4 separate regions of the Homo sapiens genome follow, and all the other regions are linked to region 1. The links are chromatin contacts, found by Hi-C or POLR2A ChIA-PET in ENCODE. All regions are on one chromosome and are shown on one strand. Each heading gives the region's core, a stretch centred on a gene start or an enhancer-like site at or near the end of the contact. The rest is flanking DNA. Distances are from core to core; before and after follow the strand shown. Region 1 holds the start of KIF22 (kinesin family member 22). Region 2 holds the start of SH2B1 (SH2B adaptor protein 1). Region 3 holds the start of ZNF768 (zinc finger protein 768). Region 4 holds the start of ZNF688 (zinc finger protein 688).

Region 1 (7,221 bases), core at 2,683-5,182:
TTGAATGCGGGAAGTGGAGGTTGCAGTGAGCAGAGATTGCGCCACTGCACTCCAGCCTGGGTGACAGAGCAAGACTGTGTCTCAGAAAAAAAAAAGATAATTGAAATAAGTGCCAGATAAAGTGGCAGCACAGTGACTAGCACATAGTAGGTAGGTTCATCATTCAAGGTAAAATGGCCTGGGTTGAAATCCCAGCTCTGCCATTTACAGCTAGCTAAGTAACCTAGGGAAATTATTTTCCATCCCAGTGCCTCAATTTCCTTACCTGCAAAATGGGAATAAAAATACCTCTTTGTTAGGTTGTTAGGAGAGTAATTAAGGTGATTCATGTAAAAGTGCTTAGAACATTATCTGGTATTTGGTGAAAGGCCAGTAAGTGCTTTTTAATGTCCGTCTCCCATTTTCCAGATGAGGAAACCTCAGTATAGAGGGGTTAGCTGACTGACCCAGGGTCAACAGCTAGTGACTGACAGCTTCAAATGAAGATCTAACTCCAAAGTGCTTTATATGAACCCTCCTCAGCCTCCTTAGCCCCTTCATCTTTGCATCTCATAAGAATGTGAGGATTCAAAGTAATAATGTACATACAATGTTTAGCACAGTGCCTGGCAGCAACTGCTCAGTCCTTAGCTGTTATTATTACACCCTTTCTCTTGCTACCCACTCCTCCATCCCTGCAACTTGCTTCTGCCCTCACTATTCAGCAGGGTCACCCATGACTTCCCTAGTGCTAGATCCAGTAGGCATACTCAGCCTCAATCCTGTTGGACCTCCCAGAAGTATGCGACACTCTTGGGAAACACACTTTTCCCTTCATTTCCATGCCCCCCACCTTCCTGGTTGTCTTACCTAGTTTTCTGTTCACTCCTCATCCTAGGATCCGTCTATCCTTTCTCTAGACCAGCATTTCTCAACTTCAGCACTACTGACATTTCGGGCTGGCTAATTCCGTTGTGGGGCTGTCCTGTGCATTTAGACTGTTAGCATATGCTTACTAGATGCCAGTAGCATTCTCCACCCTCACCCTCAAGTTGTAACAACTAAAAATCTCTCCAGACATCTCCAAATGTCCTGTGAGGGACAAAGTTGCCCCGAGCTGAGACCACTCAGATTCATTTCATAGGCAGGTCACCCGCCCTCTTGGCTTCAGTAACATCTTACAGCTGATAAGTCCTATTGCACGTTCTGCACAAGAGCTCTCAACTGCAGCCCACGTTCTGAACGGCTGCCCTGACGGCTCCTTTTTTTTGAGACAGAATCTCACTGTCGCCAGGCTGGAGTGCAGTGGCGCTCTTGGCTCACTGCAATCTCCGCCTCCCGGTTCAAGCGATTCTCCTGCCTCAGCCTCCCGAATAGCTGGGACTACAGGTGCACGCCACCACGCCCAGCTAATTTTTGATTAATTTTAGAGACAGGGTTTCACCATGTTGGCCAAGATGGTCTCGATCTCTTGACCTCGTGATCCACCCACCTTGGTCTCCCAAAATGCTGGGATTACAGGCGTGAGCCCAGCCGACGGCTCCTCTTAAACTCCACCTGTCCTAAACTGAACCCTCCTTCCCCATCTCTCTGCAGCCTCCTCCTTTGATCTCTGATGTAAATGAATGGCACCAACCCCAAAAGTGGGAGTCTTTAACTCCAACGTCTCTTACCTCCCACATCAGTTCATCATTAACATCTGTCAAGTCTATCTCTTTAAATCTCTCTTGAACAAGTCCACTTCTCTCCACTCCCACTGCACTACCTCTGCCCAAGGTCATGGTCTTTACAGCCTTCCTTGCTGGTGGTAGCAAGGTGTCTCCCTGCCCTCTAGTCATTCCCTCTGTTTCCTTCCTTGCAGTGTAAGTTACCAGTCATGATGAATTTCCTTCACTTCCTACAAAACTCCAAGTTCTCTTGCACCTTTGGATTTTTGTCCACGTTAATCTCTCTCCCTAGAATATCTGCATTGCTCCCCACCCCACCCTGGAGTGACTAAGGTAAACACATTTTAACTCCTCTTAAAAAACAAAACCAAAAACCCTTTCCTGGTAGACACTAAGGCTTTATCAGGTGCAACCACAGCTCATGTTAGCCCCTCCATAAGCATTTGTCACACCCCACTATTGCGTGTTTGTCACTTTCTCCACCTGACTGCCAACTGTGAGAACAAGTTTTATCCTGCTCACCTTTCTAACCCCAACACCTGGCGCAGAGTAGGCCCTCAAGAAGTATTTGCTGAAAAAAATTAAGATTTAGTGAATAAACTACTAATCACTGGCTTGTTCATTTCCATCATGAAAATGGCTCACGGCCATTCCTGCCCCAGGGCTCACAGTCCAGGGTAGGAGGGAAGAGGGGAGGGCCACATGTAAACAATTATTTACTGCACAAGAGTCTAGCCCTTTCATGATAAAAGCAACCTTGAGCTTGGACCAGGCTAGCAATTATTAATTTTCCCTTCTTTCACAATTCCTAAATTTCATTCACTCTTCTCCCTTTTATTGATGAGGAAATTGAGCTAAGAGAGCATCTTACATCATAAATAAGAAAACACTTGCTGTTCTTGTCTTCTTAGTCAAGGCCTGGCAAACTCCTATCCAACCTTTGAAACCCATCTCAAGTATCATTCACTCCCTTAATGAAGTCCTCCCAGAATACTCAAGGGCTTACTTCAGATTCCACACCCTCAGTTTATACACATCTCTCATTGTGTTTCGTATTACATCTACGTATGTGACACTCTATTGAAACAGACTGTAAATTCCTCGAGGAAGGGACATTATTCATTCAGGCATTTTCATATCTACCATGCACCGGACACAGTGCATCTTCGAAGGGTAAGGGGAGACTGTGCTCAGCCAGCAGGGATAACATGTACTTGGGCATAATGGTTAAGAGCAGAGGTTCTACACTCAGACTCCTTGAGAGCGAATTCAAGCCCCAATATTTACTAGTTGTGTTAACTCTGAACAAACTAACCTCAGTTTCCTGTGTAAAACAAAGACAGTAATAGTAACAACCTGATAGCATTGTGTGGACAATAAATGGTTCACCACCATAAAATGCCTACAACTGTGCCTGGCACATAGCAAGAGCTCTACATGTGTTAGGCATTCTCCTAAATGTCTGTTTCCCCACGAGGCTAACGAGGGCTCCAGTGAATTACTATGGCGCTCACCATCATCACTAACGAGGATTAAGTCTCCGGGTTAGAGAGGCACATGTAAACAAATACTCACATACAAGATTTTGGGTGTCCTAACAGCCTTTCCAACCCTAAAATAGCATTCACTTCCATGCTAGAGTGAAAGGAAATTTTAGTCTTTTATTTCGTTTTCCTGTAATCGCAGAGCATCTTACGCTGCCAACTCAAACCCAGCAGCAGCCGGGTCTGTTCCTCAGCCCGTCCTCTTGCATCTCTCAGGGATGTCTCTGCACCCAAACACCATGTCCCACACAGAACCCTTCCCAATACACGCCTCCGGCTCCCTTCTTCTCGTCCTCGTGGCTAGAGCGTCCGCCACTCTTCTCTTGCTTATTCAGGTGATCTCCAGGGATGAGGCCATGACCCCCGTTTCACAGACGAAGAAACCGAAGCTCACAAAGAAAAAGTGCGCGGGGTTCAAGCCAAGAGCCTGGACCGGAGACCCGAGTCTACTGACCCAAGGGGAGAGCAGGAAACAGGGAGAAGGCAGGAGCCAGGCGGGGCGACCGGCTCGCGACCCCACACTCTCACCGTCCCCCTCTCCCCGCCCCTGCGCCATGGCCGCCTCTCCGCGACAACCCGCAGAGCCTGGACCACACTCCGACACATAACTCCCACTAAACTCCAGACGTCGGTACCCGCCTTGCCCAGGCCGGGCTCAAGTACCTGAGATCGCCGCCGCTGAAGCTGCCGCCATCTCGCGTCGCCTCTGCTGCGTCGAGCCGCCCGCGGCCATTCCACTCCCTCCTTGGGCCCGCCTCTCCCATTCGAATTCCCCGGTGCCCCGCCCCCTCTCCCAGGTTCCACCAATCAAGACTACGCGCCGCCGGAAGCTGCTGCGTGTGGGTCGCCACTATCCCGCCTTCCAGCGCTCGCCTCCGGGTCCCCAAGAAAAGGTTCCCCTGGTCAGGACGCATGCGCGCGCGTGGGCCGCGCAGCCGTTGATGTCTGGAAGCGCGCTGCGATACAAACCCCTACGCAGGGATGTTGGCGACGGTGGCCGCTGGGGGAGCTGCTCAGCGCCGCCCGGCACTGGGCTCCCTTTCCCTTTACTTTCTGCAGTTTCTTGCCTCCGTGGGTGGTTGGCGCGTCTGCGGAGCCAGGGTCGTTGTGTGGATCGTGGGACTGCAGCCCCAGCCAAAGGGCTATCACGTCTGGTCGGTTCTGTAGATCTGGGCCCCAGGGGCTGGACTCTGGGCAGTCACGTTGCAGTCGCTGCCTGCTGGGCCCAAGGCCACTGTAGGTCCCCTCGCGTCCGTGTCAGCCCAGGAGAGCAGCTTGGATGTTCCTGTCTTTATAACTTGGCACTCAGCACGTCGGCGAAGCGTGGAAAACGCTTAGTCTGTGATTCAGTCCCACTCACCCACGGTTCCGGTTCCCAGTCCTTAAGAGTACAGCAGTCCGTTGAGTAGCTCTCTGTCCTTTCTGAAGGGTTGGCTAGGGACGGTCATTCCACTTTTGAGCACCAGGTAGGTAGGGCCCAGGTTTAGACATTATGTTCCACCCTGTTGAACAACAAAACAAAACACGGGCCGGGCGCGGTGGCTCAGTCCTGTAATCCCAGCACTTTGGGAGGCTGAGGCGGGAGGCTCACCTGAGGTGAGGAGCTCGAGACCAGCCTGGCCAACATGGCGAAACCCCGTCTCTACTAAAAACACAAAAATTAGCCGGGGATGGTGGCACGCCTGTAGTCCTAGCTACTCGGGAGGCTGAGGCAGGAGAATCGCTTGAACCCGGGAGGTGTAGGTTGCAATGAGCCGAGATGGTGCCACCGCACTCCAGCCACGGCGCCAGAGTGAGACTCCGTCTCAAAACAAAAAACACAAATCTTAGATCAGTGTTTCTGAAACGTTTTGCCTTGGGATCCCACTACAGTTTTTAAAAATGAGGCCTCCAAAGATGTTTTGTGTATATGAGGGTTTTTGTTTTTTTGTTTTTGAGACGGGGTTTCACTTCCATCTCCCAGGCTAGAGTGCAGTGGCTCAATCTCGGTTCACTCCAACCTCTGCCTCTTGGGTTCAAGTGATTCTCCTGCCTCAGCCTCCCGAGTAGCTGGGATTACAGGTGTGCACCACCACGCTCAGCTAATTTTTGTATTTTTATGGAGACAGGGTTTCACCATGTTGGCCAGGCTGGTCTCAAACTCCTGACCTCAAGTGATCCACCCGCCTTGGCCTCCCAAAGTGCTGGGATTACAGGTGTGAACCACCAGGCCTGGCCGTATATACTGTGTGTGAAGTGAAACTAAATTAAAGTTGACATTAATGAATTTAAAAATTACAGTAAAAAACCCATAGACATAAAAAGGACATCTAAGTAGTGGTTGCCAGGGGATGGTGAGGGGCTGAGGAGCTGGCACTACAGCAATAGATATAACGAGTTTCTTTTGGGGGTGATGGAAATATTAAATATTTTGGAATGAAGTAGTGATGATGGCTGCGTAACGTAATAAACATACTAAAAACCAGAGAGGTGTGCACTTTTTTTTTTTGAGACATAGTCTCTCTCTGTTGCTCAGGCTGGAGTGCAGTGGCGCAATCTCAGCTCACCGTAACCTCCGCCTCCTGGGTTCAAGCAATTCTCCTGCCTCAGCCTCCCGAGTAGCTGGGATTACAGGCATGCACCACCGTGCATGGCTGATTTTGTGTTTTTAGTAGAGACGGGGTTTCTCCATGTTGGTCAGGCTGGTCTTGAACTCATGACCTCAGGTGATCCATCCGCCTCGGCCTCCCAAAGTGCTGGGATTACAGACGTGAGCTACCAAGCCCTGCCTAGACCTCCATCTCTTTTTTTTTTTGAGACGGAGTCTCGCTCTGTGGCCCAGGCCGGAGTGCAGTGGCGCCATCTCGGCTCACTGCAAGCTCCACCTCCCGGGTTCACGCCACTCTTCTGCCTCAGCCTCCCGAGTAGCTGGGACTACAGGCACCTGCCACCACGCCCGGCTAATTTTTTGTATTTTTAGTAGAGACGGGGTTTCACCGTGTTAGCCAGGATGGTCTTGATATCCTGACCTCGTGATCCACCCGCCTCGGCCTCCCAAAGTGCTGGGATTACAGGCGTGAGCCACTGTGCCTGGCCTACCTCCATCTCTTAAAAAATAAAATTAGCCAGGCATGGTGGCACACACCTATATTCCCAGCTACTTGGGAGGCTGAGGTGGGAGGATTGCTTAAGCCCAGGAGTTTGAGGCTGCAGTGAGCCGTGATGGTGCCACTGCACTCTGGCTTCAGTGACAGAGGGAGACCTTGTCTCAAAGACACACAAAAAAACTAGATTCTCATATCTGCTTCTGCATTCATGCTGTTGTGATGTCACATATAATATAGTATTTTGAATACTCCACTATATACTTGAGAAACAATGCAAGAGAAGTCAATTGGTATCTTAGTTTTATTATGAAAATAGTTTTGAACTTGTAGACCCACTGAAAGTGTCTCAGGGACTCCCAGAAGTCTCTGGACCATACTTTGAGAACATCTGACATTGGCAATTGGCAGTTTGGTCTTCCTTGCCTGTCAGAAAAGGCTGTTCAGTTTTCACATTTGTTGTCAACTCCAGATATTTGGTAAGAAACCTGCCAGAAATAGTGAAAAGAGCATAGATCAAGGAGATAGGGCTTCTATGTTTGAATAAACCATTTAGGTACAGGGCCTTGGTGCCAGGCTGCCCAGACCAGAGATTTAGCCTCTTTGTGCCTCCATTTCCTCAGATATTAAAAGGGAATAATGGTTGAAATACCTCCTAGGGTTGTTTTAAGGATCTGCATCTGGCTGGTAGAAATTAGGGTGGTTTGGCCAGGCGTGGTGGCTCATGCCTGTAATCTCAACACTTTGGGAGGCTGAGGCGGGCAGATCACCTGAAGTCAGGAGTTTGACACTAGCCTGGCCAACATGGGGAAACCCTGTCTCTACTAAAGACACAAAAATTACCCCGGCGTGGTGGCACACACCTGTAATCCCAGCTATTCAGGAGGCTGAGGCAGGAGAATCACTTGAACACAGGAGTTGGAGGTTGCAGTGAGCTGAGATTGCACC
Region 2 (6,931 bases), core at 3,250-5,749, 930 kb after region 1:
GGTGAAACCCCGTCTCTACTAAAAATACAAAAAAATTATCCGGGCGTGGTGGCGGACGCCAGTAGTCCCAGCTACTCGGGAGGCTGAGGCAGGAAAATGGCATGAACCCGGGAGGTGGAGCTTGCAGTGAGTCGAGATCGCGCCACTGCACTCCAGCCTGGGCGACAGAGCGAGACTCTGTCTCAAAAAAAATAAATAAATAATAAAATAAAATAAGGCCAGGCACAGTGGCTCACGCCTGTGATCCCAACACTTTGGGAGGCCAAGTGGGGTGGATCACTTGAGGCCAGTTTGAGACCAGCCTGCCGAACATGGCAAAACCCATTTCTGCTAAACATACAAAAAATTAGCTGGGCATAGTGGTGCATGCCTGTAATCCCAACTACTCAGGAGGCTGAGGCACAAGAATCGCTTGAACCTGGGAGGCAGAGGTTGCAGTGAGCCAAGATCGCGCCGCTGCACTCCAGCCTGTGCGGCAGAGCAAGGCTCTATCTCAAATGTAAGTAAGTAACAAAATTAGCCAGGCATGGTGTCACATGCCTGTAGTCCCAGCTCCTTAGAGGGCTGAGGCAGGACGATCACTTGAGCCCAGGAGTTCGAGGCTACACGAGGCTACAGTGAGCTATGATCAGGTTGCTGCACTCCTGACTTAGAGGGAGACCCTGTCTCTCTAAAACAACCACAACAACAAAAACTCCACAGTTCTCTTTCAAGTGGAGGCATTGTTTTTGAGAGTAAGAACATTTCCCTGTCTTCCGCTATCCCAGAAAAGCTGCAGCCCCAGGGACACACTCTCAAGGCACTGGACACATATATATACCTCCTTTCGGCGACGCCACTTGCTTAAATGCGCTGAGGGCTTTCTCCTTAACACAAGCACTGCCGGCGGCTGGGAAGTTGAATTCCTACCTTAACCACAAACGTGTTCTCCCGGTCAGGCATCTCCAGGGCTGTGGTTGTCCGGACGTCTGTGATAGAAGAGCAGGGGATGCTGAGTCGGGGCCGAGAGGCCTAAGTCAGGAGAAAGAAACAGATCTGGGTGTTTGGTTTCCAAAGACCACTCTTCCCCTCCCTCCAGACATTCATCTTTCCTTCTACATCCTCGGGAAGTTAGACAAAAGGCAGTCACACTGCTTTCTCAGTCCTGCCCGCAGCTGCTAACACAGAGCCAAGAGCCAGCTTTACCAACAAAAAGTGAGCGACACCAGGGCCATGGGCTGGTAAACCCCAGAGCTTATCTGCAGGGCTGTGACCACTCTGAGCACTCTCTCACTTGCTCTCAGTCACCCACCCTCCAAGGGGCCTCACCTTGGGTGGTACAAAGAACTCCAGGCGACTTCCTCCTCCTCCTTCTCCTTCACTTCGAAGCAGCAGGCGACACTTCTGCCACTGAGGCTGCCCTCCTCCCCCTGAAGGAGGCCCAGCCACCCCTCCTCCCCGGCCCACTCCGGCTGGGTCAGGGGCTGCCTCCTCAGCCCCCATGAAACTCAGCAGCTCTTCCCTCTGCACCATCCCTGCTCCATCCTTCAAGGCGCCCCCTCCCCGACTGAGTCTCAGCCTCTCAAAACGGTGAGTCCATCTTTCCCCAGGGGACGTTCCATCACTGACCAGTCCCCTACCAACGGTCCCAGCCCCGCCAGAGGAGTTGGAGTTGCTGTTTCCACCTAAGACTGGGGGGCCTGACGAGGTCTCCAGGGGCCCAGCGGAGGAGGGAGGGTCAACGGTCCCCCGCCACTGCAGGATGCCACGGACTGAGCCTCGGACAGAGCGACCCACTGAACGCAGGGAAAAGCGCTTCTTGAGCTTCGGCTTGGAGGAGGTTGTAGAGGAGGAAGAGACTGAGGAAGGGAGGGGGCCGGCCAGGTCCTCAGATGATCGAGAAGGGCCCAGCACAGCCAGGGGCCCACCCACCCTGCAGCTCTCAAGGGACAGGTCATGTGGCGAAATCTCCGCACCAGGGCTCAGGGGAGCCAGGATGGGTGGCGACAGGGAGCCAGAGGCCCGGGCCACCTCGGCTTCAAAGTGCTGCAGGAAGAGCTCAGCAAAACGGCGGGAGAAGGCAGCCTCGGCCCCGGGCCCCGCATATTGGGGGTGGGAGGCCAGGTAGAGGCGAAAACGGCGGGCAAAGTCCAGAGCCGCAGCCCGGGCGTGGGACTCACAGAACTCCCGCCAACTAGGGGGCGGGGGTGGGGGCAGCGGGGGAGACGAGGGGGAGGCCCCGTCCTCTGGGGAAGGGGCACCATTCATGATGGGCCCCAGGAGGTGGAGAGGGGGAGCCTGTGGGGCACAAAGAGGGAGGCAGCCAGAAGACGAGGGGTGGGCGGCAGCAGCTGCGAAAGGAAGAGAGAGGCACACACGAGGGTCACTGCTGAGGGCGCACCGGAGGCTGCATCCCACCCCCAGCCAGAGACGTCCGACCCTACTTCAGACTCCGCAGAGAGCAATGGGGAAGGGAGCCCAACACCTCCCTTCCCTCTCCCAGATCCTGGCACCCTGCAGGCCCCAGCCAACTGGCTCCCCAGCGTCTAACCTGCCCCGAGCCTGCCACATTTGCCCCCACTTTCCTTAGCTTTGGATCCAGCAGTAGAGGGCTTTGGAGCACCTTCCCCCTAAAAAAGGGAACTTTTCCAGATCACCCCCCCTCTACATCGGATCCTCCAATATTCATGTCACACTTCCCATGAGCCATTCTAGAGGCTCCCACTTGGTTATCTTACCTTTCCCTGAGAGGTTTCAAAGACCTCTCGAACAGATGAGGAAACCGAAGCTCAGAAAAGTTTCAGAACTCCAAGTCTACTGTTTTCCCCACTTCATAGTCCCTGTCCCCAGGGCCCGGCTGGGCCAGCCTCAGCCATAGCACCTCACCGCCCCAGCTCGCAGGGGGCTAGAGAGGAGCTGGGATTCTAGACCTTAGAGAGCCTGCCTCACGCATCTTAGGGTCCAACTCTTTGGAGGGGGCCGATTCATTAATGAGGATGGATGCATGATGGACCAAAACAGTAATTGTCTTGAAAGCTGACCCCAGAGTCCAGCACCCACGCACTGCGTGAAGGAGATGTGAAATAGCTACAGCCCACTTCTTTGGTATCCCTTCAGTCTGGGGCCAGAGGCCGCAGGGGCCCCAGAGGAGAAACTGGGTTGGCTCAGGTCAAGTCTTTGCTGGCCTCACGTAAACAAAACATCACAGGGAGAGCTGGGGCCCTAGGATTTTTCACCTTCCTCTTCTCCCACTGGGGAGTATGCCCTAAAGGCAGGTTAGCCTTCTGGTTAAGGCCATGGACTTGAGTCAGACCAGGGCTCAAACCACCTTATGAGCACCCAGTCCAGCCACCTTATGAGCGATGTTATCTTGAACAAATTCCACGTCCTCTCTGAGCCTCCGTTTTTCTATCTGTTAAACAAAGCTAATGATCCCTCCCCTCGAAATGTTGAGAGAATTACATGGAATGGGGTATGTCAGCGCTGAACGCAAAGTAAGCATCCGCTGAACGACTGCCATTGTTACTATCTTCATGTGGGAGAAGAATATTATTGTTCCAATTTTCTAAAATAGAAATTAGAGAAAGGAGGAGCCCTCTCAAGGTCTTACAACTAGAAAGTGGCAGAGCTGGGTGTGGAATTTACAACCCTTGGCTCTTGTTAGCGCTCCTCCCGCCACGCAATACTGGAAGGTGACAGCCCCAGGACTGGGGCCAGAGCAGCTCAGGAAAGCCTCCCCAAACCCTCAGCGACCTCAGACTCCTGTTCAAACCTACAGCCAGGCTGTAAGTCGGTGAACCCTCCCCTTCCTCCTGGGCCTCGACCCTACAAGCTCAGATGGCTCCAACCGCAGGGACAACTCCAAACCAACGAGAAACAATCAGGAGATGCAGGAGTCATGGAGCACGGGGGAACCCAGCCAAGAAGTGCAAACCAATCTCCAGCCAGCGGCCACCTCGGCTCACACAGGCCCACCCAATCCTCCGCACCGCAGACAGACCCAGCCCCCTTCAGGCCCGCTGACCCTGCGACTCCTAAGCTGGTGACTCAGTTTCTCTTCTGCCAAGCAGGACTCAGACACATTTTCCCGGTGCACCTGCCTCCTGGCTCAGTTCTGATATTTCCCGAAGGGCGGGAGGTGGAGGGTGCAGGCTCCGCTCTCGGCTCGGACCCTCCGGGCCCGGTGGTCCATATACTCCGATCCGACCCTACTCCCTGGACACCCCCCAGCCGCCCATTTTCCGGGGCCGCATCCACCTCGGGACCAGCCCTGTCTGCTGCACTCTCCGGGGCCGAGTGCCTCTCCAGCCCCCGGCCCTCCACGCCCACCCCCACCCAGGAATCCTCTCGGGCGCCAGGGCCGGGTCGCGGAGAGGGAAAAGGTACTTGAAGAGGGGGGTTCCGGTTCCGGTCCCACCTGCATCTCGGTCCCCGAGGTTAGCTCCGGCGGCGGCGGCGGCGGCGGCGGCTCCCGCTCCCTGCGCCCCCACCCACTACGCGACGAGCGCCCAGCCCGGTTCCGCGCAGGCGTCAGGACCCCCTTTCCCGTCGCTGAAGGAAGAGACCATAGAGAACAGCGGCGGGAGGGAAGGGCACCTTCATACTTACTTCCGCCATCCTCCCACTCGGCGCCGACCCCAGGAGACCGAAGACGGTGTGAATCTCGTAGGGCTTCAGTGCCTTCTCCAGTTGCACCTAAAAGCGACCACAGACGCAGCGGGGGAAGTGCTTGGATCCCACCAGAGCGTCCTCCCGGAGGAAATTCGGGACAAAGGGGCGATGTCGACCATAGAGAACCGGCCTTAGGGGATAGAGTCCCAGGGCCCGGCTGAGGGCTAGAGTAGCCGCCGAGCACCGGAAACCAGCGAGATGATGAGGCTGTGTGAACGGCCCGCTGCAGCCTAGAGCGCCGGCCCCGCTGTGGAGGGGCACGCGGACAACGCCACCAAGGAGCTGAGCGAGGAAAGAAGCGGGTGACCTTGGGGAGGCCCTGCGGGGAGGCGGAGCCTGAACTTACGACCTTGGTTTATCTGAGGAAAGGGGCAGGCGGTCCAGGAGTTTGCATCTCTGAGGCTGGAGATGAAGATGGTGGTAGTGGTGGGGGAGGGGGTGGGTAGAAATAATGAGGTCAGGGCCGGGCGCAGTGGCTCATGCCTGTAATCCCAGCACTTCGGAAGGCCGAGGCAGGTGGATCACCTGAGGTCAGGAGTTCGAGACCAGCCTGGCCAACATGGTGAAACCCCGTCTCTACTAAAAATACAAAAATTAGCCGGGCATGGTGGCGCGCGCCTGTAGTCCCAGTCCCTCCGGAGGCAGAGGCAAGAGAATAGCTTGAATCCGGAAGGCAGAGATTGCGGTGAGCCGAGATGGCGCCACGGCACTCCAGCCCAGGCAACAGAACTAGAATCCCTATTTTAAAAATAGAAAAAAAAAAAATGAGGTCAGGGCCGGGAGCGCTGGCTCACGCCTGTAATCCCAGCCCTTTGGGAGGCCGAGGCGGGCGGATGGCTTGAGGTCAGGAGTTTGAGACCAGCCTGACCAACATGGTGAAACCCCGTCTGTACTAAAAATACAAAAAATTTAGCCGGGCGTGGTGGCAGGCGCCTGTAATCCCAGCCCCTTGGGAGACCGAGGCAGGAGAACAGCTTGAACCCGGGAGGCAGAGGTTGCGGTGAGCCGAGATGGCGCCACGGCACTCCAGCGCGGGCAACAGAGCTAGACTCCCTATCAAAAAAAAAAAAAAAAAAAAAGAATTGAGGTCAAGGCCGGACGCAGTGGCTCACGCCTGTAATCCCAGCACTTTGGGAGGCCGAGGCGGGCGGATCACTTGAGGTCAGGAGTTTGAGACCAGCCTGACCAACATGGTGAAACCCCATCTGCAATAAAAATACAAAAATTTTAGCCGGGCTTGGTGGCAGGCGCCTGTACTCCCAGCTACTTGAGAGGAGGCTGAGGCAGAAGAATCACTTGAACCCCAGAGTCGGAAGTTGCAGTGAGCCAAGACTGCGCCACTGCAATCCAGCCTGGGCAAAAGAGCGAGACTCCATCTCAAAAATAATAACAATAATAATAATGAGGTCAATTCCAGACGTGCTTTTGGGACGTCTGTGGGCATATAGTCTGGAGCTAAGAAGAGACATCAAGGCCAGTTAGAGAAATCGAGAACAATTAAAGTACGGAGGGTAGTTGAAAGCATGAGCACAGTGAGATCCTCCACCCATCCAGTGTCTGATTGACCCGGCTCCAGCTGGCCTAAACAGTAAAGGAAGCTATGGCCCAAGTAATCGAAAAGTCCAGAGCGGACAGATTCAGACAGGTGAACACAGGGGCCAGAAGATATCAGGAACCTGTGGCTCACCATCTCTGGTTCTGCCTTCCCTATGCATTTGGCTTCACCCTCAGGCAGGCTCTCCTCTCTTAGTGGCAAAATAGCTTCTTGTAGCTCCAAGCTTAAACCCTAATAGCTTAGCAACTCTCCTAGAAGGAGCATGCCTCTTTTCTGAGATTCCCAATGAAATTTCCAGAACTGAGTAGCTGATTGGATCAAGTGCCCATCCTGGAACTCGAAGACAAATAAATAACCCAAGAGGGGAAGACGGATAAATCCTGACTCACCTAAGAATGTTCAAGGCCGGGCACAGTGGCTCACGCCTGTAATCCCAGCACTTTGGGAGGCCGAGACAGGCGGATCATGAGGTCAGGAGATCAAGACCATCCTGGCTAACACGGTGAAACCCCATCTCTGCTAAAAATACAAAAAAAATTAGCCAGGCGTGGTGGCGGGTGCCTGTAGTCCCAGCTACTGGGGAGGCTGAGGCAGGAGAATGGCGTGAACCTGGGAGGCAGAGCTTGCAGTGAGCCGAGATCGCACCACTGCACTCCAGCCTGGGCGACAGAGCGAGACTCCGTCTCAAAAAAAAAAATGTTCTAAGATGGCCGGGCGCAGTGGCTC
Region 3 (7,353 bases), core at 4,307-6,806, 740 kb before region 1:
GGCTGGAGTGCAATGGTGCGATCTCGACTCACTGCAACTTCCACCTCCTGGAGTCAAGCGATTCTCCTGCCTCAGCCACCCAAGTAGCTGGAATTACAGGCACCTGCCACTATGCCCGGCTAACTTTTTGTATTTTTAGTAGAGATGGGGTTTCACCATGTTGGCTAGGCTGGTCTCGAACTCCTGCCCTCAGGTGATCCACCCACCTCTGCCTCCCAAAGTGCTGGGATTACAGGCGTGAGCCACCTCACCTGGCCTTTTCTTTTTTATTCTTTGACCTTCCCACAAGACAATACCCATTGTCTGTTTTTTTTGTTTATTTATTTACTTATTAAGACAGCATCTTGCTCCTCACCCAGGCTGGAATGCAGTGGTGTGAACTGGGCTCACTGCAGCCTAGACCTGCTGGGCTCAAGGAATCCTCCTGCCCCAGCCTCTCAGATGGCTGTGACTACAGGTGGGCAACACTATGCCTGGCTAATTTTTAAATTTTTTTGCAGAGATGGGGTTCCCACTATGTTGATCAGGCTGGTCTCAAACTCCTCGGTTCAAGCAATTCGCCCACCTTGGCCTCCCAAAGTGCTGGGATTACAGGGGAGCCACTGCACTGGCCTTCATTGTCTTTTTGCTGCACAACCTAAAAAACCAGTGACCCTGTATTGGATCTCGCCTGCAGTTGCTGTATTGATTTGGGCCCAGGCAGTGTTTTTAAGTGATAAGAATTAGTGATGAAGATCTAAAGGGATATTTTGCACCAAAATCCAGGTTTCTGGCATCTCTTGAAAAATCCAAAGATTTCGCAAGTTCACCTAGGCTCTCAGAAAGTCGCAGTTGTTGGGAGTTGGGCCGGAGCCAGAACTCCCAACTTACTGTGGTCCGGCCACTCATCCCATCAGCTCCTGACCAAGCATGAGTAGCCATTCATCATGGCTTGCTTTTAGTGTTTTTGGTGTTTATCTTAAAGTACAGCAAAGAAGAAAGGGAAGTATTTCTTGAACCCATGTCTGTGTCAAAACAGTCCTTGCATCTTTCCTGTCTTTAGGTACGCACCATCTTTGCTGTCTTTAAGTATGTGCCATCATGGGCAGAGGGGGCTAGGCCAGGAACACCTGGTGTTAGATTTGTAGCCAGTGGCAACCGTACCCATCTGTATCCCCAAGTTCTACACGGAATCCCTCCAGCACTTCACGACTCCATTATCCAGCTACCACTAATTCCTTTGTGGGCAGAGTCCAGCCACGGGCAGCCCCTGCCCTGCCTCTGGTCAGGACAACACCTGCCCAAGGAGAGCAAGGGCCTGTGACCTCTGCTGGCCTGTGCGCCCTCACCTGTCACCCAGCTCAGCCCTGTGTCTGGCCTACCCAGGGAGGAAGGAACCAGATTTATCAGCCTGAAAGGAGGTAGAAGTTTTGGAGAAAAGACACTGTTCGGGTGTCAAGTAATGAACTGACTTTATTCGAACCTCATCTCCAATCCAATCCCACCGTGGTCTCTCTCTCCCTCAGCTTTTCTGGGGCGGGTTGACTCGTGTGTCACTTTATCACAGGGGCACATGGGGTGAGAAGAGGAACCTTGGCAGTAGGAGATACCTTTGTACCAGGTTTTAATTTCCAGTGTACATCTCAGTCCCCTCCCCTAACCCTCAACACAGCCTGGGGAAAGCCCAGCTTGCAACACCAGTTCTCAGCCCAGACTGACAGCCAGATAGATCTTGGCCCTGAGTTTGCCAATTAAAGATGCCGTGATTATTACCTAGAGGTCTCTGAGAGCTTTGAAGTTTGTAAAGTTTACTTATGGCCCAGAAACCAGGCTCCAACTCCTCTGCTTCCTGCCCTCATGACCCAACCTTCCAGCATTTCGTCAATTTTTTTTAGTGTCGTGAAACCCTTAAGCCTTAGCCCCACCCCATTCTCAGCTCCTCAGTTGGTGGCACAGATATTTCCACCTAGAGGTAGGGCCAGGCTAAGTATCTTTTAAAAATGTAGCTATTCTCGGCCGGGCGTGGTGGCTCACACCTGTAATCCCAGCATTTTGGGAGGCTGAGGCGGGCGGATCGCAAGGTCAGGAGACCGAGACCATCCTGGCTAACATGGTGAAACCCCGTCTCTACTAAGGATACATTTTAAAAAAATTAGCCTGACATGGTGGCACGTGCCTATAGTCCCAGCTACTCAGGAGGGTGAGGCAGGAGAATCGCTTGAACTCAGGAGGCAGAGGTTGCACTGAGCAGAGATAGCACCACTGCACTCCAGCCTGGGTGACAGAGCGAGACTCTGTCTCAAAAAAAAAAAAAAAAAAAACTAGCTACTCCCTGGGCCCAGTTCCTCATCTATTGAATCAGAATCTCCAGGGATAGAATTTTATGGCTGTGAAAGTTTGAGAGAACCACGGCTGGGAACAAAACATTATTTTCAAACTGCTCTTAGTTTTGCAAGAGTAGTGGTTGGTCCCAGGGCCTGTCCCCAATGTCAGGCATACACAAAGACCTCCATTTCTTTGTTCTTTCCAAAGGGCCCTGTGCCGTGGCTGCTGTCTTCCTGGGTACTTAGGATCATGTTCAATACACTGGGGCATCTCCTCTAGCATCGGATGGAAGGGCTTTAAGAGGGCTTGTCCTTTGCATGAGGGAAGGGAGCAGTGCATACGGAAGCTCCTCTCACTGAGAACGTCTGTGAAGGCTCTCTGGCCTGCAGTGTTGGCCAGGTTGGCTGACCATAAGCCTTGGCTGCACACTGAATGGCTCTGCCCTAGTGCTGGGCATGCCAGGAGATAATGCTGTGAACAAAGTGACCACCTGACTCAGGACATGCACAGGGCTCATCCTCATGGATGCAGAGGCAGGACAATGCCAGTGGACTCCCCAAGTTTCTCCTGCCTTGGATTAGCTGGTGTTGGGTCAAGATGCAGCCCTTATCAGAGGCTTTCCTGGGCTTGGAGCCTCTCACTGCTGTGGCTGTGTGTCAGGTGGAGGCTGGCTTCCTTGTGAAGTCCCTGTGCATAGATGGCACCCTGGTCCTAGAGGAGGCTGGCTGGAAGTGAGCCACTCTTACTCCAGGTGCCAGTGAGGCTGAATTTGCACTTGGAAATGCGGGTGCCTGGGCAGCATGAAGTCTTGGCCCAGCTTCTGCTACACCTGGGACTTGTGGCTCATGATAAGAGTGCAGGCAGTGTACGGTGTCAGAGCTGTGGCTGGAGGTCTCGCCACCCATTTTTAGGGTGTGGCTGCTCTCCTGTGTGAATTTTGGTGGATCAGCAAGTTGGATGTCAGAGAAAAGTGTCTTGTGAAGGAGACTTGTTTCCTACCTGTGTGAGTGCTTTGGGGATGACCAGAGGGTACCCCATGTCCAGCTCTTCCCAAAACTGGTCCTCTTGTAGGCTGTTTGACTGTGGGCTCTAGTGCTGGACCATGTAAGCCATTCTTAGCAAAGGTTTCAAGACAAACATACATTGGGATGGGAGAGAGCTATGGGGCTGGAAGCTGTTTCTCTGGAGGGCAGAAAGTTTTCCCCGCTTCATTCGTGGCATAAGCTCTTGTGATTTTATTTGTAAGCCTTTATTATTATTATTTGAGACGGAGTCTTGCTCTGTCACCCAGACTAGAGTGCAGTGGCGAGATCTCGGCTTACTGCAACCTCCGCCTCCCGGGTTCAAGTGATTCTCCTGCCTCAGCCTCCCAAGTAGCTGGGATTACAGGTGCCCACCACCGTGCCTGGCTAATTTTTGTATTTTTTTAGTAGAGACGGGGTTTCACCATCTTGGCCAGGCTGGTCTTGAACTCCTGACCTCGTGATCCACCTGCCTTGGCCTCCCAAAAGTGCTGGGATTACAGACATGAGCCAGTGCGCCCCACCTGTAAGCCTTTATTTAGATAGTTTCTCTCCACTTTTTACCACTTGGCATTCTTCAAGTTCTTGTTCTCACCTCTTTTCAGGAAGGAGAGGCCATCCTTCCTCCCAAACATTCTCTTCCCTTCATTTGTCTGGGTAGGCGACAAGAAAACACGATCCATGGCTCCTGCTCACACAGGGGCATCGGGCTCGTTAACTGTCAAGAACGCTGCCAAACTTGTTTCAGCACGAAGCGTAGAAAAAAAAGACAAGAACTGGATGATATTAAGTTGTCTGTCCAGGCTCACTTCCTCAATTCAAAGCTGCGCCCGAGGCAGTGTTTCTCAGGTTCCCTTCCTCTGCAAGACTCCATTCGAGTCAGACAAGACTGGAGAGTTGTTAGATGCCTCGAAGGCCAGATGGTTCTCTCAGTCCAATTCTCCTTTGTATCACCCTCACCTGGAAGGAATCCTGCCTCCCTGTGAGGAAATCTAACAACAGGGACTAAGGCTGCCAGGGATTGAGTTAAACTCAGGCGCTGGGGAAGGTGGAGGGGAGAGGCAAGGGGTGTGAGGCTGACGAGGAGGAAGGGTGTCTGTCCTCAGATCTTCTGGCTTTCATAAAACATAATGGAGGCTAAGTGGGGGCGGGAAAAGTTTTGATGGCACAGGCCGGGCTGGAGGGGAGATGCCTGGCACCTCCCTCCCACTACCTCCTGAAGGCGCTTCTGGCCGACAGGGGAGGCGGACCCGACCACAGCACTCCCGGCCAATCAGGAAGGCGCCTGGCGTTCCCTGGCGACCATTAACGCCCAGCCGTCCGCGGGGTTGGAGGAGGCGGGGCGGCTAGAGCACGAGCCCCATCGGCCAACCGCCGGGCTTCCTGGGGCGGAGAAGCTGTGCCTCTGGGAGCCGGGGCGGGGCTGTCTCCTTGGCAACTATCCTAGCCCTCGAGGAGGGAGGAGGGAGGAGGAGGATCAGGGGAGCCGAGCTGGGTGGGGGCCGGAGGAACGGGAGCGGGCGCGCGCAGGTGCCGGGGAGCGGAGTTCCTGGAGGGGGTCCCAGGCTCAAGGACCTCGGCGAGGCCAAGGGGAGTCCGTCCCGGTTCCCGAGGCGCTGCCGGAGCTGACCCGGAGGCCCGGGAGGGGAGGGAGCGAGACACCGCCCCCGCTGGCGCCGGGAAGCGTCGCTCCTTCTCGCTGACCTTGGTCTCGCTTGTCGCCTCGCCCTTGGCCACACGCACCGACGACGCGGGGCCCGGGAGATGGACAGACGGGCCTCTGGAGGGACGGAGACCTAGAACATAGGCACACACACTGCCCCGGTAGCCCCGCGGGCTCCGGGGCGTCCGGTCCTCACCCACCCCGTGGCCGGGCCCCTCCAGCCCAGGGTTAATGCCAACGAGTTTCCACCTCCAGCGGCTCCTAGAGAGGCCGCGGCGCGAGCCGGCGGGGGGACCTGGCCGCGGACGGACACTTCCTGTGCGGGGGAGGGTGGGGGGGTGCTGGGCGGCCGTTGGACAGTGCAGCCCAGCCCGGGGCCGGGGTCCAGAAGGTGGGGGCTCGGGCGGGAGCGGGGGCCGGGGGCCGCCGGGGTAGTCGCGAAGCCCCTCATCCCCGAGGCCGCGACGCGCGGGGGCCAGTGAGGGCCACGGGGAGGCCGAGACCTTGGGAGGGGGCGGGGCCGCGGGCAGGGGAGGGGCCCGGCGCGCTGGAGAGGCGCGGGGTCAAGACGTCCGGCCTCGGGGGCCCGGGCTGGGCCGCCGAGTCCCCTGGGCGGCGCTGAGCGGGCGGGAGGCGGGGGCCCGCGGCTCGGGGCAACCGAGGCCGGGTCGCGGGATCGGCCGCCATCGCCGCCGCCGCTGCACTGGGAGCCCGCGGGGATGGAGCGGGAGGCGTTGCCGTGGGGCCTCGAGCCCCAGGATGTGCAGAGTTCTGACGAAATGAGGAGCCCCGAAGGGTACCTCAGAGGTGAGGAGGGAGCGCCCGTCCGAGGAGTGGACTTGCGCGCAGGAGAAGGGGCTGTGGCTCCAGGGAGGGAGCGAGGGCCCGGGGCTGGGACACCTGGGACTCGAAGGAGGGGCCGGCGGGGACTGGGGTGTCTTGGGTCAGCTGAGGGGGGCGTGGGAATTTCAGCACTTGTCTAGGGGCCAGCGACCCTGCATGTGAGGTGGGAGGTGTGTGGTTGCTAATGGACCAAATGACCTTCCAGGTCTCACACGATCTGGATTCTCTCATCCTGCAGGCAACATGAGTGAGAATGAGGAAGAGGAAATTTCTCAGCAAGAAGGCAGTGGGGACTATGAAGTCGAAGAGATACCATTTGGGCTTGAACCCCAGAGCCCTGGGTTTGAGCCACAAAGCCCAGAGTTTGAACCCCAAAGCCCCAGATTTGAGCCTGAAAGCCCGGGGTTTGAGTCCCGAAGCCCTGGGCTTGTGCCCCCAAGCCCTGAGTTTGCACCCAGAAGCCCTGAATCAGATTCTCAGAGCCCTGAGTTTGAATCCCAGAGCCCTAGGTATGAACCCCAAAGCCCTGGCTATGAACCTCGGAGCCCCGGGTATGAACCCCGGAGCCCTGGCTATGAATCTGAGAGCTCTAGATATGAATCCCAGAACACTGAGCTCAAAACCCAAAGCCCAGAATTTGAAGCTCAAAGTTCCAAATTCCAGGAAGGTGCGGAGATGCTTCTGAACCCCGAGGAAAAGAGTCCTTTGAATATCTCCGTAGGAGTTCACCCCCTGGACTCCTTCACTCAGGGGTTTGGGGAGCAGCCCACAGGGGACCTGCCCATAGGGCCACCTTTTGAGATGCCCACAGGGGCCCTGCTGTCTACACCGCAGTTTGAGATGCTTCAGAATCCCCTGGGTCTCACAGGAGCCCTTCGAGGTCCAGGTCGGCGGGGTGGCCGGGCCAGGGGTGGGCAGGGCCCTCGGCCTAACATCTGTGGCATCTGCGGGAAGAGCTTCGGGCGGGGCTCCACCCTGATCCAGCACCAGCGCATCCACACCGGTGAGAAGCCCTACAAATGTGAGGTCTGCAGCAAGGCCTTCTCCCAGAGCTCTGACCTCATCAAACACCAGCGCACCCACACTGGCGAGCGGCCCTACAAATGTCCCCGTTGCGGCAAGGCCTTCGCCGACAGCTCTTACCTGCTTCGCCACCAGCGCACTCACTCTGGCCAGAAGCCCTACAAGTGCCCACATTGTGGCAAGGCCTTCGGCGACAGCTCCTACCTCCTGCGACACCAGCGCACCCACAGCCACGAGCGGCCCTACAGCTGCACCGAGTGCGGCAAGTGCTATAGCCAGAACTCGTCCCTGCGCAGCCATCAGAGGGTGCACACCGGTCAGAGGCCCTTCAGCTGTGGCATCTGCGGCAAGAGCTTCTCCCAGCGGTCGGCCCTTATCCCCCATGCCCGCAGCCACGCCCGGGAGAAGCCCTTCAAGTGCCCTGAGTGCGGCAAGCGCTTTGGCCAGAGCTCGGTGCTGGCCATCCACGCCCGCACCCACCTGCCAGGCCGCACCTAC
Region 4 (6,681 bases), core at 2,831-5,330, 780 kb before region 1:
TCCCAGCTACTTGGGAGGCTGAGGCAGGAGAATCGCTTGAACCCTGGTGGCAGAAGTTGTGGTGAGCCAAGATTGTGCCATTGCACTCCAGCCTGGGCAACAAGAGTGAAACTCCTTCTCCAAAAAAAAAAAGAAAAAAAAAGAGAAGGGAACTCCTACACACTGTTGGTGGGAACGTAAGTTAGTACAGCCACTACTGAAAACAATATGGAGATGTCTGAAAAAAACAAAAACAGAACTACCATGTGGGCTGGGCATGGTGACTCACACCTGTAATCCCAGCACTTTGGGAGGCCAAGGCTGGTCGATCACCAGAGGTCAGAAGTTCACAATAGCCTAGCCAACATGGCAAAACCCCTTCTCTACTAAAAATACAAAATTTAGCTGGGTGTGATGGAGGGTGCCTGTAATCCCAGCTACTTGTGAGGCTGAGGCAGGAAAATCACTTGAACCTGGGAGGCAGAGGCTGCAATGAGCCGAGACCAGGGCATTGCACTCCAACCTAGACAACAAAAGCAAAACTCCGTCTCAAAAAAAAAAAAAAAGAACTACCATGTGATCCAGCAATCCCACTACCTGGAATTTATCCAAAGGAAAAGAAATCAGTATATAAAAAAGATAACCTGCATCTCCGTGTTTACTGTAGAGCCGTGTTTACAATAGCAAAGATATGGAATCAACCTAAGTGTTGATCAGGGGACAAATGAATAAAGAAAATATGATATATATACACAGTGGACTTAAGCCATAAAAAATGAAATCATGTTTACAGCATGGATGGAACTGGAGGTCATTATGTTAAGTGAATAAGCCAGACACAGAAAGGCAAATATCACATGTCCTCACTTACATGTGGGAGCTAGAAAAGTTGATCTCATGGAGGTAGAGAGTAGAATGATACCAGAGATTGGAAGGGTGTACGTGGGTGGGAGAGGTGGATGAAGAGAAGTTGGGTAATGGGTACAAACATACACTTAGGAAGAAGGGATAACTTGTAATGTTCAATAGCAGAGTAGGGTGACTGTAGTTAACAAAGTACTGTAAATTTCCATAGCTAGAAGAGAGGACTTGAAATTTTCCCAACACATAGAAATGTTAAATACTCAAAGTGATTGATACCTTAAATATCCTGACTTGATTATTGTACATTCTATGTATGAAGAAAAGCAAAATATCACATGAACTCCATAAATATGTAAAAATTTTGTGTATCAATATATTTTTTGTTTTGTTTGTTTTTTTTTTTTTTAGATGGAGTCTTGCTCTGTCACACAGGCTGGAGTGCAATGGTGTGATCTTGGCTCACTGCAACCTCTGCCTCCTGAGTTCAAGCCATTCTTGTGCCTCAGCCTCCTGAGTAGCTGGGACTACAGGCGTCCGACTCCACACCCAGCTAATTTTTGTATTTTTAGTACAGACGGGGTTTTGCCATGTTGGCCAGGCTGGTCTCGAACTCCTGACCTCAGGTGATCCTCCCGCCTTGGCCTCCCAAAGTGTTGGGATTACAGGCACAAGCCACTGTGCCCAGCCCAATTTTTTTTTCTTTTTGAGACGGGGTCTCACTCTGTCACGCAGGTTGAAGTGCAGTGGCATGATCTTGCTCACTGCAACCTCTGCTTCCTGGGTTCAAGGAATTCTTGTGCCTCAGCCTCCTGAGTAGCTGGGACTACAGGTGTGCACCACCAGACCTGGCCAATTTTTGTATTTTTAGTAGAGATGGAGTTTCAGCATGTTGCCCATGCTGGTTTCTAACTTCTGGCCTAAAGCAATCTGCCCACCTCAGCCTCCCAAAGTGCTGAGATTACAGGTGTGAGCAACTGGGCTGGGCCTAAATTAAATATTTTCAAAATTTAAAAAATACTCATTTCTAAGGATATATTTTTCCTTATATAATTTCTACAGTATTCACCACATGGAGTGCAGTGAGGCAGTTCCAGAACTCAAGGTAATAATGTAAGCATATTAATAATATTTAATTATTAACAATTAATAATTAATCAATTAATAACATATGCATATGAGATCAGCAGGAGTCACACTAAAAGCCAAAAAGCATTTCAGGTGAAAAACAGCAAGGGTAGGCCAGAAAACACAAAGAAATCTTGACTGAAAAGTCAGCAATAAAAAACACTATTGAATAAAAAGGAAGGCTCGATATACTAGGGCTGGCAGGGGAGCCAAGCAAGTAGATCCAGAGCCAGAATGACAGCAGGGACCTGGTAGGCCTTGCTTGTTATCTCCAGCAACCAGCCCCACGCTTAGCAAACAGTATTCTGCATCCTGTATGATTGCAGGTATATTCCAAATGTGGGGATGAAGGCAACTAGTATTTACAGTCCAATGCCACCAGCCATGAGGATGACCCATCTTGGCTGAAAAATAAAGACCTTAAATCTAGGAAGCGGAAGATACAACCCAGGACAGCAGGAAGGGGAGACCCGGTATGAGAAGAACTGAGGCCCAACCCAGTTTAGAGAGGAGACTGAAGGCTAAAGGAGGAAGGTTTCCCAGGAAAAAAAAAATTAGGATTTGAAAGTTGATGCTATCTTTGATAATTTGGAACAACGTAAATAAGTAGAAATGGCAGGGCCGGGCGCCGTGGCTCACGCCTGTAATCCCAGCACTTTGGGAGGCTGAGGCGGGAGGATCACCTGAGGTCGGGAGTTCGAGACCAGCCTGACTTAATATGGAGAAACCCCGTCTCTACTAAAAATACAAAATTAGACGGGCATGGTGGCTCATGCCTGTAATCCCAGCTACTTGGGAGGCTGAGGCAGGAGAATCGCTTGAACCTGGGAGGCGAAGGTTGCGGTGAGCCTAGATAGCGCCATTGCACTCCAGCCTGGGCAAGCCGAGATAGCGCCATTGCACTCCAGCCTGGGCAACAAGAGTAAAACTCCTTCTCAAAGAAAAAGTAGAAATGGCTGGGAACCGTGGCGCATGCCTGTAATCACAGCACTTTGGGAGGCCGAGGCAGGAGAATTGCTTGAGGCCAGGAGTTCCAGACCAGCCTGGGCAACATAGCAAGACCCTGTCTCTGTTTTAAAATTTAAAAATTAGCCAAGCATTGGGTGTGCGCCTGTGGTCCCAGCTACTCGGGAGGCTGAGGTGAGAAGATCGCTTCAGCCCGGGAGGTCGAGTCTGCAGTGAGCTAGGATCGCACTGCTGGGCCACAGAGCAAGACCCTGTCTCAAAACAAACAAAAAATAAATTCATGTATGTTAGCAACAATTACTATTTAATTTAAAACTTCCCCATTCCGATTCCATCCTCACCAAGCACGTTCCTTCGCCTGCAGCTTCGGTCTAGAGCCTGAGCGAGCCGAGCTGCGGATGCCAGGGGCTGGGTGGACTCCGCAGCTAAGCTACTGTAAAACACGCACCTGCTTCTACCGCGGGTGTACACATGGTTTGCCAGGGTGTGCGCGTCTTCCCAAGGGGTCTGGGGACCAAATTCCAGCTCCCGCCATCGGGAGGCACGGTAAGAGACCGTAGGGGACACAATCCCGAGCACCGCAGATGCCGAGGTCTCCGCTGCGCTCCAGTCTGTCAACAGAGGCTTCAGGACCGCGGGGTCCCTTCAAATGCCCCGCCAGTCCCAGGCCAATCACCGCGCAGCTTCTTCCGGGATCGTCGCCAATCATCGGCCGTTGCGTATTGCGGGTACAGAGGGGTAAGTGAAGCTTCGGGCCCTTACATCTTTCTTGAAGGCAAGAAGCCTCTCCTCTACTTCCCAGACACCCCGCCTCCCCCACTAGAAAAAGCAGCCGAAGCGGCTTTATTTAAGGGCAAGTGGGACGATGAGGCCAGAGAAGTCAGAAAGGCTCCATATTTGATATGGTCAAATAATGGCGCCCTTAAGAGCAGCCTGTGACAATTGAAGGGTGGTCGCCATATTTTCAGAAGGCACCTTCCGGGTCCCTTAACCCGGGTGTCTATGTCCAAGCGGCCATGAAGTGAATAAACACTGAGGAATTATATTTGTCCCTATCAGAATCCTCGAATCCCTAGCAGCCAGTCCCTGCTACTTCGGTTGCCTCGGCTGCGTTCGGACGCCACGGCTGGGCGGGGCCGCCCTTCCTGTGGACAACGACAGCTGAGGCCGGGAGCGGGGAGGCGGCGGCTCCAGGGACCTGGCGGCCGCCGATCGGGGCTGCGAGGCCCCATGGCGCCGCCCCCAGCCCCGCTCCTGGCGCCGAGGCCCGGGGAGACCCGGCCTGGTTGCAGGAAGCCCGGGACTGTGAGCTTCGCGGACGTGGCCGTGTACTTCTCCCCGGAGGAGTGGGGCTGTCTGCGGCCCGCGCAGAGGGCTCTGTACCGGGACGTGATGCAGGAGACCTACGGCCACCTGGGCGCGCTCGGTGAGAGCCCCGGGTCCGAGCCCCCTCCTCCTTCACCGGGTTCACAGGGGAGATGATGTAGAAGGGCCGAGAGGACTGTGAGCCCTAATCCCGCACTCTTGCACCAACACCAGCAGCCACCTCCCGTTCCCAGGGCTTCAGGTACCCCCTCGGGAGTGTTTTCACCCGCATCCATTTCATTCAGGCAGCAGCACTGCAGCCCCTTCCAGGTTGAGTATAAGCTCCGAGGGGGTGCCCTCAGCCTGGAGGGGAATGCCATCTTCCCACGATGGCCTCTCAGGCCCGCGCTGTGATCCCTGTTCTCTCCCAGGATTCCCAGGCCCCAAACCAGCCCTCATCTCTTGGATGGAACAGGAGAGTGAGGCTTGGAGCCCCGCCGCCCAGGATCCTGAGAAGGGGGAAAGACTGGGAGGAGCTCGGAGAGGTGAGGGATAGTCCCGGGTCCCCCCACTTGGTTTTCCAGGGCTTCCTGTCTAGCAGAGTTTCTTTTCAGGCCCCCACTTCCAGCATCCCTAAAGAAATTCAACTGTGTTGGGTACTAGAGGAGTAAAGAAGGCAGACCTGGTACAAAGTTTTCAGAACATGGGACAGCGGTCCTGTGAGGACTGGGAGCCCAGTCCAACCAGGCACTCCAGCCTGGGTGACAGAGTGAGACTCCGTCTCAAAAATAAATAAATAAATAAATAAATAAATAAATAAATAAATAAATAATAGCCCCTGCTTCCTGAGCACTTCCTAAGTGCTTAACATGCATCTACTCAGCTAAACCAGTAACGCTGTGAAGTCAAAAGCCATTATTATTCCCATTTGATGCATAAGGAACCAAGGCTCAGATAAGGCACTTTTAGGAGATCTGAATCCTGTTTACCTTGTTCTAAAGCCTGTGTGTTAATCACTGGACAGAACTTCCCTCACTGCCTTAAGTGAAAAGCATTCTATAACCTGAGACAGTCTGTGCAAAAGTGTTTGTAAGTGTAACTTAATTCCGGTTTCCCAGGAGATGTCCCAAACAGGAAGGAAGAGGAACCGGAGGAAGTCCCAAGAGCCAAAGGGCCTAGAAAGGCTCCTGTGAAGGAGAGTCCTGAAGTGCTGGTGGAACGCAACCCTGACCCAGCTATTAGCGTGGCCCCGGCACGGGCACAGCCACCCAAAAATGCTGCCTGGGACCCGACCACAGGAGCACAGCCCCCGGCACCCATACCCAGCATGGATGCTCAGGCCGGCCAGCGGCGCCACGTGTGCACGGACTGCGGCCGCCGCTTCACCTACCCCTCACTGCTGGTCAGCCACAGGCGCATGCACTCGGGGGAGCGGCCTTTCCCCTGCCCCGAGTGTGGCATGCGCTTCAAGAGGAAGTTCGCAGTGGAAGCGCACCAGTGGATCCACCGCTCCTGCTCCGGGGGGCGGCGGGGCCGGAGGCCTGGGATCCGGGCTGTGCCTCGGGCCCCCGTCCGAGGTGACCGGGACCCGCCTGTGCTCTTCCGGCACTACCCAGACATCTTCGAGGAGTGCGGCTGAGCGGCACCGCAGGCTGGAGTTGAGCCTGACCTTGGCACGAAGGACTGACGGATCCCTGAGGTGGGCCACTGAGTCGGGGACTCCGGAACTGAAATTCATGCCCTGGGCTTTCCTCAAGGATCCCTCAAGTTTCCAACTTGTAAAAAGAAAAGTGCCTGTAAAGATTCGAATAGATTAGACTTGCCACCCATCTCCCCAGTCTTTTGTTTAACAAAAAAAAAAAAAAAAAAAAAAAAAAAGAAGAGAGTGAGACCCTGGACTCATTTCAAAGTGTTATCTGAAGATCAGGTGCAACAGAGACCTTTATATCATCTCAGGAACTAGCCACTCCTTATCTATTTCAGATGCAGATGCTGAGGGGGACCAGGGCCTGGGGAGGGGACCTACATGGAGGGCGTGGTCAAACCCTGGCTAATTGTCATCAGCAGGGGACCCAGACACTGGAGTGGATGGGAGTAGAATAGATGCAGGTGGCACAAATCCAGCCTCTGTTGGGAGACCAAGGAGGGAGGATCGTTTGAGTCCAGGAGTTCAGACCAGCCTGAGCAACAGGCTATCTAGCGATATCTAGATATCTAGGATATCACTATCTAGAGATAGTGAAATCCTATCTCTACAAAAAAAAAAAAAAAAAATGAACCAGGCATAGTGGCACATCGTGCCTGTGGTCCCAGCCACTTGGGAGGCTGAGGTGGGAGGACTGCTTGAGCCCAGGAGTTCAAGGCTACAGTGAGCTATGATTGTGCCACTGTACTACAGTCTGGGCAACAGAGCAAGACTTCATTTCTTTCTTTTATTTTTTT

The links. A loop is a pair of places that touch in the nucleus more often than their neighbours do. ChIA-PET counts read pairs that join two places held with the same protein, here RNA polymerase II (POLR2A). Pooled maps may share reads with other maps.
Region 2: a loop to region 1 is called in a pooled map, with 7 times the contacts of the local background. The contact joins the promoter of SH2B1 here to the promoter of KIF22 in region 1. A Hi-C loop is called at or near these places in 1 of 37 single-sample maps with no recorded cell type and 9 of 50 pooled maps. POLR2A ChIA-PET finds 5 or more read pairs at or near these places in 4 of 52 experiments (GM10248, GM12878, WTC11 and 1 more).
Region 3: a loop to region 1 is called in a pooled map, with 6 times the contacts of the local background. The contact joins the promoter of ZNF768 here to the promoter of KIF22 in region 1. A Hi-C loop is called at or near these places in 7 of 50 pooled maps.
Region 4: a pooled map shows a loop between it and region 1 (4-fold over the local background). The contact joins the promoter of ZNF688 here to the promoter of KIF22 in region 1. A Hi-C loop is called at or near these places in 1 of 37 single-sample maps with no recorded cell type and 6 of 50 pooled maps. POLR2A ChIA-PET finds 5 or more read pairs at or near these places in 3 of 52 experiments (A673, CD8-positive, alpha-beta T cell and activated CD4-positive, alpha-beta T cell).

The regions. Positions count from the first base shown.
Region 1 is chr16:29,787,462-29,794,682 of GRCh38, reverse strand. It overlaps KIF22 (kinesin family member 22), which reads right to left and starts at 3,932. Exons shown (of 14, transcript NM_007317.3): 1 at 3,854-3,932. The coding sequence starts at 3,923. It overlaps LOC105371167 (a long non-coding RNA gene), which reads right to left and starts at 7,170. Exons shown (of 2, transcript XR_950983.1): 1 at 7,137-7,170; 2 at 6,560-6,761. RefSeq lists an enhancer at 4,122-4,521.
Region 2 is chr16:28,861,411-28,868,341 of GRCh38, reverse strand. SH2B1 (SH2B adaptor protein 1) reads right to left here and starts at 4,499. Exons shown (of 8, transcript NM_001387430.1): 1 at 1,309-4,499; 2 at 910-1,011. The coding sequence starts at 2,247. RefSeq lists a silencer at 4,285-4,444 and enhancers at 4,555-4,914, 4,557-5,062, 4,780-5,074, 5,355-5,424.
Region 3 is chr16:30,524,769-30,532,121 of GRCh38, reverse strand. ZNF768 (zinc finger protein 768) reads left to right here and starts at 5,556. Exons shown (of 2, transcript NM_024671.4): 1 at 5,556-5,796; 2 at 6,071-7,353. The coding sequence starts at 5,709. ZNF747 (zinc finger protein 747) reads left to right here. Exons shown (of 3, transcript NM_001305018.2): 3 at 1-1,755. RefSeq lists enhancers at 4,171-4,470, 6,051-6,110 and silencers at 4,541-5,370, 5,461-5,780, 5,801-5,850.
Region 4 is chr16:30,569,113-30,575,793 of GRCh38, reverse strand. It overlaps ZNF688 (zinc finger protein 688), which reads left to right and starts at 4,080. Exons shown (of 3, transcript NM_145271.4): 1 at 4,080-4,360; 2 at 4,671-4,784; 3 at 5,358-6,068. The coding sequence starts at 4,165. The coding sequence ends at 5,878. RefSeq lists a silencer at 4,073-4,312 and enhancers at 5,175-5,738, 5,739-6,304.